2 separate regions of the Homo sapiens genome follow, and region 2 is linked to region 1. Evidence: chromatin loops called from intact Hi-C (ENCODE). Cell type or tissue: A673. All regions are shown on one strand. Links, peaks and the distances in the headings refer to the core of each region. The heading gives the core; the rest is flanking DNA. Region 1 has its middle 41 kb from the start of AGL. Region 2 overlaps CDC14A (cell division cycle 14A).

What was found. Peaks named below come from ENCODE experiments on the same cell type or tissue, not always from the same donor. Only the 100,000 strongest peaks of a DNase experiment are listed, where the experiment ranks them.
Region 2: a loop joins it to region 1, with 4 times the contacts of the local background. A loop is called at or near these places in 62 of 110 quality-filtered maps.

The regions. Positions count from the first base shown.
Region 1 is chr1:99,806,728-99,812,120 of GRCh38, forward strand. No RefSeq gene overlaps it. Among named protein-coding and RNA genes, the nearest start is that of AGL, 41 kb to the right of the region's middle. RefSeq lists an enhancer at 2,547-3,047. In A673, for the core only: a CTCF peak has its summit at 2,099 (motif pointing right); a DNase peak (open chromatin) is centred at 2,164.
Region 2 is chr1:100,441,709-100,447,101 of GRCh38, forward strand. CDC14A (cell division cycle 14A) reads left to right here. Exons shown (of 16, transcript NM_003672.4): 7 at 1,226-1,288. Among named protein-coding and RNA genes, the nearest start is that of CDC14A, 92 kb to the left of the region's middle. In A673, for the core only: a CTCF peak has its summit at 2,786; no DNase peak of the experiment used is centred there.

The DNA.
Region 1 (5,393 bases), core at 211-5,210:
TATATTTATTGCCAAAAACAGTCTCCAAGGACTTATATTGCAGTCCTAGGAAGAGGGGAATGATGTAAGTAAAACCAAAGAACTGTGTATTAATTATTGCTGTGTAACAAATTACCACACATTTAATGGCTGAAAACAGTTCACATTTACAGATGCTCCTCAACTTACAATGGGGTTACATCTCAATAAGCCCACCATAAGTTGAAAATATTGTAAGTCAAAAATGCATTAAATATATCTAACTTACCGAACATCATAGTTTAGCCTAGCCTACCTTAAACATGCTTGGAACACTTACATTAGCCCACTATCAGGCCAAATCATCTGGAAACACAGTACACTGTAGAGTACCCAGTTGTTTACCCTTCTGATTGTGTGGCTGACTGGGAGCTGTGGCTTGCTGCCACTGCCCAGCATGGAGAGAGAATATTGTACTGTATATCACTAGCCTGTGAAAATATCAAAATTCAAAATACAGTTTCTCCTGAATACTTAACGTCCTTTGTCCCATCATGAAGTCACAAAAATCATAAGTTGAACCATAGTAAGTCAAGGACTGTCTGTATAAGCTCACAGAATCTGGGCATAGCTTAACTGGGTCCTCTCCTTCAAGGTCTCTCATCAGGCTGCAATCAAGGTGTTGGCCAAGGCTGTGATCTCATCTGAAAGCTCAACCGAAGAGGATGATCTGCTTCCAAGTTCATGTGGTTGTTACAATTCCCTGTGTTTTGTTGGACTGAGAGCCTCAATTTCTTGCAGCTGACAGCCAGCAGCCACCCTCAGTTTCTTTTCACTGAGTCTCCCTAGCATGGCTGCTTGCTTCATGCATGCAAACCCAGAAGGCGATCAAGAGAGTCTGCTAGCATGTAAATTAGCGCAACCACTATGGAGAACAGTTTGGTGGTTCCTCAAAAAACTAAAAATTGAGTTACTATATGATCCAGCAATCCCATTGCTGGGTATACCCAAAAGAAATGAAGTCAGTATATTGAAGAGATATCTGCACCCCTATGTTTGCTGCAGCACTGTTTACAATAGCTAAGATTTGGACAAACTAAGTGTCCACCAACAGATGAATGGATAAAGAATATGTTATACATATACACAATGGAATACTATTCAGCCATAAAAAGAATAAGATCCCATCACTTACTACAACACAGATGGAACCGGAGATCATTTTACTAAGTGAAATAAGCCAGGCACACAAAGACAAACACTGCATGTTCTCACTTATTTGTGTGATATAAAAATTAAAACAGTTGAACTCATGGACATAGAAAGTAAAAGGACAGTTACCAGAGGTTGGGAAGGATAGTGTGTGGGGCAGGGAGAAGGTGGGAATGGTTAATGGGTACAAGAAAATAGAAAGAATGAATAAGACCTATTTTATCATTTACCTATTTTATCATTTATCTGTTGTGCTATCGCACAACAGAGTGACTATAGTTAATAATAACTTAATTGCACATCTTAAAATAACTCAAAGAGTGTAAATGGATTGTTTGTTACTCAAAGAATAAATGCTTGAGGGGATGGATACCCTATTCTCCATGATGTGGTTATATCACATTTCATGCCTGTAATCAAAACATCTCATGTACCCCATAAATATATACACCTACTATACCCACAAAAATTAAAAAATAAAACTAAAAAAGAGAGTCTGTTAGCAATACAGAAGTTACAATACTGTCCAGTGTAATTGCAGTGTGACATCCCATCACCTCAGCCATATTCTGTTGGTTAAAAGCTAGTCACAGGTCTCATCCACACTCCTGTGAAGGGATTACATAAGCCATAATATCAGGGACAGGGACATATGGAGCCCATTTTAGAATCTTTCTGCCTCAAACTGGTTCATCAAAAACTCTGAAAGTCACTGGAGTATCAGCAGCATGCTTTAGTAGAGCGTAACATAAGAGAAGAAGAAAGTATTTAGTAGTGGAATCTTCTCGTCAGTGTAAGAGCACAGAGAACCTAGAGGGACTTGGGAACAATCTGAGGCTGAAGGATACTAAAACAAACTAGAATTCCTTGTATTTTTGTTTCGGACCAGCCTTAAAAGGGAAACACATTAAAGTCAGTAAATGTAAATAACCACACGGTGGCAGTAGATGCCAAGAAATTTTAAGTGTTACGTGTAACTGAGGGCATGGAAGAGCAAGTTTATCTCCCTATATGGCCACCCACGTTTTCCTTTCTGTCTGACTGCTGGAAGGAAAGGGGGAGGTAACTAGAATCTTTCCACACACTCATCCCTGAAGCACTACCCATAAAGTATTACCACTGAAGAGTGAGGACATAGACAGTTCACTGTATTCCTCCCCCAATTCCTAGAAGAGTAGTAAGGGTCTTAAGGCGGGAGAATGAGACCTCCTGAAATACTTATGAAGCCTTCCCTTATCAAGTACTCACAGCCAAATATTTCAGAGTGGCGTTAATTAAAACAATGTCATACTTGGTCTGCTGTGAAGCCTGCCTAGTTCAGAGTTGATACCACTGGGGAAATCCCAGGGGAAAATAAGTGTCAAATAAAAGAAGGAATATTATTTCCACAAATGAGAGACATTAAGGATAAAGGCTTAACACCATATAGGCATGCCTCACATATATATACAGTGCATATATTCACACGTACACTGTACAGAATTCCATAGTTAGCATTACCCAGTCAGAGTGACTAGATCTGGCATTAATAAAAGAGGAGATAACTCAACAGAATTGAGTGCTCCAAAGTTGTATTACGAGAGAGGTTTTATTATCTGAGTTTATGTATAAACCGAGAAATCTTAATAAGACCTTTTCTGATTGTCTCATATCTTCTTAATTAGTCCATATCCAAAGGGGTTAATAACTGGCACTGTTCGAATTTGTTTAATCCTGAGATATTCTACAAAGGCAGTTTGGTGTTACAAAAGTGAAAGTTCCTTATATGTTTAGGTTTTCTTTTTTTCATAGACAAGGTCTCACTATATTGCCCAGGTTGGTCTCAAACTCCTGGACTCAAGCTATCCTCCCACCTCAACCTCCCAAAGTGCTGGGATTACAGGCACGACCCTCTGTGCCCAGCTACGTTCTTTTTCTAGGTAATATAACATTCCCTTTTGCTAATAGATGGGCCAAAGAGTTTGAAAGTGCCTCATCAAATCTAAAATGGTTGTGTTTGTTTTATATAAATGACAATGGTCCAATAGTTGGCTAGTCTTGGAGGGTTGGTAAATTTCTTTCTTTCTTTTTTTTTTTTTTTTTTCTGAGATAGGGTCTCACTCTGTCACACAGGATGGAGTGCAGTGGCATAAACACAGCTCCCTGTAGCCTCTATCTCCCAAGCTCAAGTGATTCTCCCACCTCAGCCCCACAAGTAGCTGGGACCACAGGTGCAATCCTCCCACCTCAGTCCCCCAAGTAGCTGGGACTACAGGCATGCGCCACCAAGCCCAGCTAATTTTTGTATTTTTGTAGAGACCAAGTTCCACCATGTTGCCCAGGCTGGTCTCCAACTCCTGAGCTCAGGCATTCTGCCCAGCTCAGCTCCCCGAACTGCTAGGATTACAGGTGTGAGCCACCATTTCTGCCCAAGCGTTGGTAAATTTTTAACATTATCTTTTGCCAACTATATACCCATACAAATCACAATAATATGTAATCACCTGAGGAGTTAATATGAGCAAAGATCTGAATCAATTGAAAAGGTGAGCTATGTAGAAATATGGGGAAAAGATTATTCCAGAATGAGAAAACAGCAAGAGCATGTTTGTTACATTCAAGGAATAGCAACATGGCCAGCCTGCTTGGAGTACAGTGAGAATGGGATCATTTGCTAGACTCACAGAGAAAATTTTAAAAATAAGAAATAAAAGTTTAAAGAAAGAAAAGGAAAGAGTGGTGGGTGATGAGGTCAGAGGGAGAAGTAGAACCAGATTGTGTAGAGACTTGCAAGCCACACCAAGGGCTCTGGATTTTACTCCAGGTGTGATGAAAACCAGTGGAGTTTTCTGAACACAATTCGTGGTTTTAAGAGGTAACAATAAAACATATATTCTTTTTTTTTTTAGGTTTGAAAAAGGAAAGTTTATTAGAAAGGAAGAACACTGCAAATGGGTGCAGGAGTGTGCCTCAGCAAGAGAACCAAGTGTGCCCCTGACATACTCTAAGTCTTACATAAAATGTATGTGATATCTGTGATTCATACTTACTTGGAGAACTGAACAAGTGAAGAGGTCTGAATTACAATACATTTGTGGGAAGAACTGACAGAATTGGATGAATTGAATGTGAAAATAGGAGATGGAAAAATCAAGAATTACTTCAAGGTTTAGAATTGCTATGGTCTGAATATTTGTGTGCCCTCACCACCTGCCAATTCACATATTGAAACTTAATTCAACTCCCAATGTGATAGTATTAGGTGAGGCTTTTCGGGGGTGATTAGGTCCTTCAGGATAAGAGATTAATCCCATTTGTGCCACTTGCCAAATGGAATTAGTGTCCTTGTAAAACAGGCTGCCTTGCCCTTTCTACTGTGTGAGGACACAGGAAGAAGGTGCCATTTATGAACCAGGAAATGTGCCCTCATCAGATACAGAATCTGCTGGGGCCTTGATCTTAGACTTCCCAGCCTCCAGAACTGTGAGAAATGAATTTCTGTTTTTTATAAGCCACCCACTTTTTGGTATTTTGTTCTAGCAGCCCAAATGGACTGAGATAAGGGAGATGGGGAGGGAGTGGAACATGTTAGGGAGCATATCAAGATGTGGCTTCAGACAAGTCAAACTTAAGATACCCAGGGAGTTGAGAATCATTTCAGACCTAGAATCAGCAGAACTTGGTGACTAGCTAGATTGGAGTTAGCAAGGAGAAGTCTCTTGAGCTTGCTACGTTTGTCTCTTAGATGAACCATTCCTAATACCTTCAGGTTTCTTCCAGGCACATAACCAATACAACTAGGATTGAAAATCTCCAGACTACGACAAACTCAGAATATTTTCCTACAATAATTGTAATATGTTGAGTAAATGCATCTGGTTCATATTTAGCTATAACTTCTTATTTAACAAAATCAAAAATAGTCATTGGAGAGGATATTTTTCGCCTTTCAATTGATAGTCACCATGTCCTTTGGATTATGTAGCTAAAAAACAAAACTATTAAAATCACAGCCATCATAGTTACTTCAGAATTGTTGTGGCTCTGAGTGGATAATAGTAATAACTATTGAGCAATAACTATTGAATAATAACAATGAACAATTATTTCAAGCCTGTCACTCATCATAGTGAGAGGATGACCAAAAGAAAAAATGGTTTCTGCTAGATGATCTTACAGTCAAGTTCAGAGACCAAGAATAGCAGGAAACAATTAGAAAACAAAGCTGGAAATTTGTGGCATTC
Region 2 (5,393 bases), core at 251-5,250, 640 kb after region 1:
GGGTTGTTTAAACCAGTGTTATCAGAATTTTGCATTTCTAAGAATCACCTGGGAAGCTATGCTGAAAATGGTGATCCTGGGCCCCAACCACAGCAAATATGATTTGATAGTTCTGGGGTGGGGCCCAGGAGTCTGCTTCTTTCATATGAATTACCCTAAGTGTTTCTGATGCTGATGGCGCATGTTCTGTGTTTTGAAAAAACACTGATAGATGTACTGGAGCTTGGCTTGCTAGTTTCTTTTTCTATTTTTAATGACTTGATCATGTAACTTTTAAATGTACCTGTGGTTTTGTATTCTGTTGTAATCTGTATAGCTTCATGATTTATAAAATAAAAGATTCTGTTCTCTTTAAAATATTAGATCTGAGCTAGCTGGATAGTTTTTAAAAGTTCTAAGTCATTGTTTACAAAACTGAGTATGACTTTTACTTTGTGATAAAAATATGTTTTTTTTTTTAAATTGTAAGAGCAGTCAAGTATAATTCTACTTTGTCAGAAACTATCTCATGAAACAGATTCTCCCAAGGTAGAGTTTTAGGAACAAATAAGGGCCTATTAAGTAGAAATATTAAGAAATATTACATATATATTATGTATTGTATATATAAATATACTATATTATGTATTATATATAAATATACTATATTATATATAGTATATATAAATATATACTATATATTATATATAAATATATATATTCTCTCATCAAATATTATTAAGGACCTATTAAGTAGAAATATTAAGGAAGAAAAAACAGTAAAAGATGCAGGGTTTTTTTGGGGGGCTAAATATCTCCCTATGATAAAAGGAAGACAAAAACTCATAAGAATAATTGATTTTTCTTCTCCTAACAAAGAAGTTAATCACTATGATCTATTCTGTCATAGTTAGGTCTAGTTCCCAACAGGTTCTAACTATAAATTTGTTTTATTTCATTTTGTATACATATAATTTTACATACAAAACTGATGTAAATTAGAAATCAAGGCATCTTTTGTGGGGCTTTTTCATGTTATTCTAAGTGTTTTTTTAGTTCCAGTAAGACAGTCTTAATGCAATATAACCAGTTTTATAAAAAGATTTCTAGATATGCATTAAACATCAAAGGTTTCAAGCTGTCTCTTCAGATTAGTGAGGATCATTTCTGTAAGTAGGAGTTCCAGAAATGATGAGTAGAGTTTATCAATTTAGCATGGAAAAACTAATTCAAATTCTGCTTTTAGGGATTACAACATGGATTTTTTGACTTTGAGACATTTGATGTGGATGAATATGAACATTATGAGGTTTGTACATTTAATTTTTTTTACAAAACATAATTTCATGTTGATTAATTTTTTCCCCCTGTCACACTCATGTATTGCAAATCGAGTGGGTGCTAAATAAAAGCATTCTGGAGTTTTCCATAGTGGTCAGTTTTGTCCTTTCAGCCTTGGTTATTTCCTTTGAATCAGGAGTCACCAAAATTTTATTTTGGAAAAACAACATATCTATATATATTCTCTCATTTATATACAATCACTTTGCACCTTTAGTTTATAAGAAAAATCTAGTAGGGTAGTAAAATTATGTTACTTTTATTTTAGAAATCAGGTTTTATTTAAAATAAAACTGAATTTGTACCTTTTATTTATTTATTTTTGAGGCGGTGTCTAGCTCTTTTGTCCAGGCTGAAATGCAGTGGCACAATCTCGGATCACTGCAACCTCTGCCTCCCCAGGCTCAAGCTATCCTCCCACCTCAGCCTCCCAAGCAGCTGGAATTACAGGTGCATGCCACCATGTCTGGCTAATTTTTTTTTTTTTTTAAAGACAGGATTTCACCATGTTGCCCAGGCTGGTCTTGAACTCCTGAGCTCAAGTGATCCTCTTGCCTCGGCCTCCCAAAGTGCTGGGATTACAGGCATGAGCCACCATGCCAAGCCCCCTTATAATATTTTTGGTTGTATAAATTTTATTTTGAAATATGGCTGAATTTACTTAGTTCTAAAAGTTCACTGAATTTTTTTTTCCCCATGGCATCATTACAAGACTTTTGATTAATGTCTTGACTGCTCAAAATGCAGGCAAAGGCTATCTCCAAGCTGGTTTGCGCTGTAAGGAGATGTTGAAGCAGAGTAGGATAAGGAGGAGTCTAGAAGTCATTAACTTTTTCTGAAAGATGAGAAGCCTGTACAATGTGAGTAGGTTCAACATTCTCGGAAGGTGAACTCATCCGTTGGGTTTCCCCAGAGGAGTAATACAATTTATCTCTATCCTTAGTAAGATAAGGACAGCCCTCACATTTGGGGCCCTAGTCTAGAATAGGGCTGTTTGGATATTCTGTTTCCATGTTAAATGCAACATATCTGAAAAGAAACTGATCATCTTTTACCCAAACATGGTCCTCTGCTTTGTGTGTGTTACCACATTGCCATCCTACTGAGCACCCAGCCTCAAGGCTAGAAACATTGCTGTTTTCCTCCCTAACCTAGTGAGTATTCGGATCACTTCTACTGGTGCCACAGGATGTATTAATTATATCTGTCTTTCCTCTCTGTTCTCACTTCCTTCCCTCTGACTCAGGTCTCACGTCTTTTCCTGTGGACCTTTCATTTTAATAGTTCTCTAACTGAGCACGGCCCTTCTCCTCCCAGGCTGCCTTACACACACCTGAGTGATCCTAAAATAGAGTTCTCATCTTGCTTGTCTTGTTCTTGGCCCCAAACCGGCTGTTTCTCCCATTGCCCTGCTGAAATGTGGATAAACTCTCCTGTCCTGGCATTCTTAGCTGTGATGAGCTCCAGCCTACCCTTCTAGCCCCATCTCCTGTTACTTCACTGTACGTACTCTGTGTTCCAGCTCCTCAAACTGCTTAGTTACTGTTTCTTGAATATCCCTGTTGCTTGGCTGAGGTTGCTTTTTCCCAGATTCCCATCCTTTTAACCTCCCGCTCCTCCATTTCGTTTGTGTTAAAATCCTGCACAGATTACATCTCACCTCTGGAGTACTCTTCTTCCCTGCCTTCAATTTCATGTGTTACAATTTGTACTTTCCATTTTTCTTATATCATGGCTATTTGTGTACAAGCCTAATTTTCCTTATTAGGTTGCAAATTCCCTGTGGATGGAATTATGACCAAATAGAAAAACATATACTTTGTTCTTGGATAGAAAGACTTAACATCATAAAGCTGCTACTTTTCCCAAAATTAATACATTTAATGCAATTTATGAAAAAAACCCAAAGAGAGTTTTTTTTAATACCATAAAAGCATTTTAGTAGTGACAAAGTAAGATTCCCCTCTAAAATCCCCAAGTTAGAAACAAAGGGAATATGTACTTATAAGAAAGAAGGTCAGATAACTTGTAGTACATCTGAATCACTGAATGTTATGCAGTCATTTTAAAAAATGAATTGAGCTATACCACTTATCTTGGAATGATTTCTATAATGTTTGTTGAAGAGAAAGGATATGGAAGAGTGCTTTAATAAAATCCATCTTTGTAATAAAACAAACAATAGTAAGACACTCCCTAGCCCACACATCTAGGTGTCTACATTATATGACCAGAGGTGACTTACTTTGAAGCTAATGAAGCTTAAATTTTAGAGAGCCTCACCCCCTCAACTTGTATGGGCACCTTTTACAGTCCTATACCCAATTTTGTGTTAATAATTTTTTACTCTAAGATGGACCCTCAAATTAGGTGAGTTTCAGACCCCACCAAAACCTGGATCTCTGCCCCATGTATATGAACATGAAGAATGCAAATGGCCCATTGTATTAATTATTAAATATACAGCCAAACACTAAAGCCATTTCAATTAAAGGAGAGATGGAGGCAGGAGGGGGTTGGAAGCGGTGAGAGAGAAGAAGGAACAATTCAAGGAGAAAACTTGTGGATGTTTTATTTATTCCTTCCTTCCTTCCTCTCTGTCTAACTTTAATGGTGATGCTGAGGGTTAGTTGAAAAAAATCTTGAAAAACCTGAAGCAGACAGTGCAATTTTATTCTTGGAAACCAACCAGCCAAACAAACAAAAATCTGACAAGAAGGTAGTCATGGTTTCACCTTGACAACAACCATCTAGGTGATGGGAGGGGAGCAGTCAGTTTTGGTGAAGACTTGATGTTGTCAAACAACTTCTTTTTTTTGAGAATGATTTATCTGTTCTATTATAAAGCCTATAAAATAGAAAACCACTATTGTGATTGGCAGGTGGTAGGTATTTCTTAATTTTTAGTTTCTTAATTTCTTAAATGTTTAAGGAATAAATGAATAAAGGAACTCTTTTCTGACAATCTGTGGGCCCAGTCATTTCCTGTCAGATTTCTCTTGCTGTTTGCCCTGTTCTAGTGAGTATGATATTTGGTGAACTTGTGGAATAGCTGAATTCATACATTTTATTAGCTCCAGTAAAGTCAGTATTCCAGTGAAGGCAGTGTAGTTTTCAAAGCAAAATTTTATTGTTGACAGCAATTTGTGAGACTGTAAGCCTTAGATGATTAGGGGATGTTCAAGATGCAACTTTTCTTTGCTAAAGTACATTTAGTAAATGATATGGCTCAGAAAAACAAAAAACAAAAAAACCCCAAAAAAGCCTAAAACAATAAGACTGTATCTCTATGTGAGATTAAAGGGGAATCTTATAGAAAGAGTGCTACTTATAAATGCTTCTAGTGATGAGGTCAACAGAATGTGGGAAATGCTTTGTTGTGTAAAGTCTACAGATAAACCTCTGCCCATCCTGCAAAAGGTTATATGCATCTTCCTCCTGCAATTCCAGGGTCTAAAGCAGTGCTGTCCAATAGAAATGTGAAAGTCATATCATGAAATTAGTTTTAACAATACATTTTACTTGTTGTAAATATGTTGTTTACATATTTAGTAATATACCTAAAATAGCATTTAACATGTAAGCAATACAAAAATTATTAATGATGTATGTATTTTGCATTTTTTTTTGAATTAAGCCTCAGAAACCCAGTGTGTAGTTTATTTATTTTATTTATTGTGTTTTTTTGAGAGAGGGTCTCGCTCTGTCACCCAGGCTGGAGTGCAGTGGTGCAACCTAGGCTCACTGTAGCCTTGACCCTCTGGGCTCAAGCCATCCTCCCACCTCAGCCTCCAGAGTAGCTGGGACCACAGGTGTGTGCCACCTTGCCCTGCTAATTTTTGTATTTTTTTGTAGAGATGGGGTTTCGCCATGTTGCCCAGGTTGGTCTCAAACTCCTGGACTCAAGCAATCCGCCCACCTTGTCTTTCCAAAGTCCTGGGATTGCAAGTGTGAGCCACTACGCCTGGCCTCCAGTGTGCAGTTTATACTATAGCATATCTTAATTTAGACTAGCCATATTTCAAGTGCATAGTAGCCACATGTAGCTAGAGTATGGATTCTGTAAGGACAGG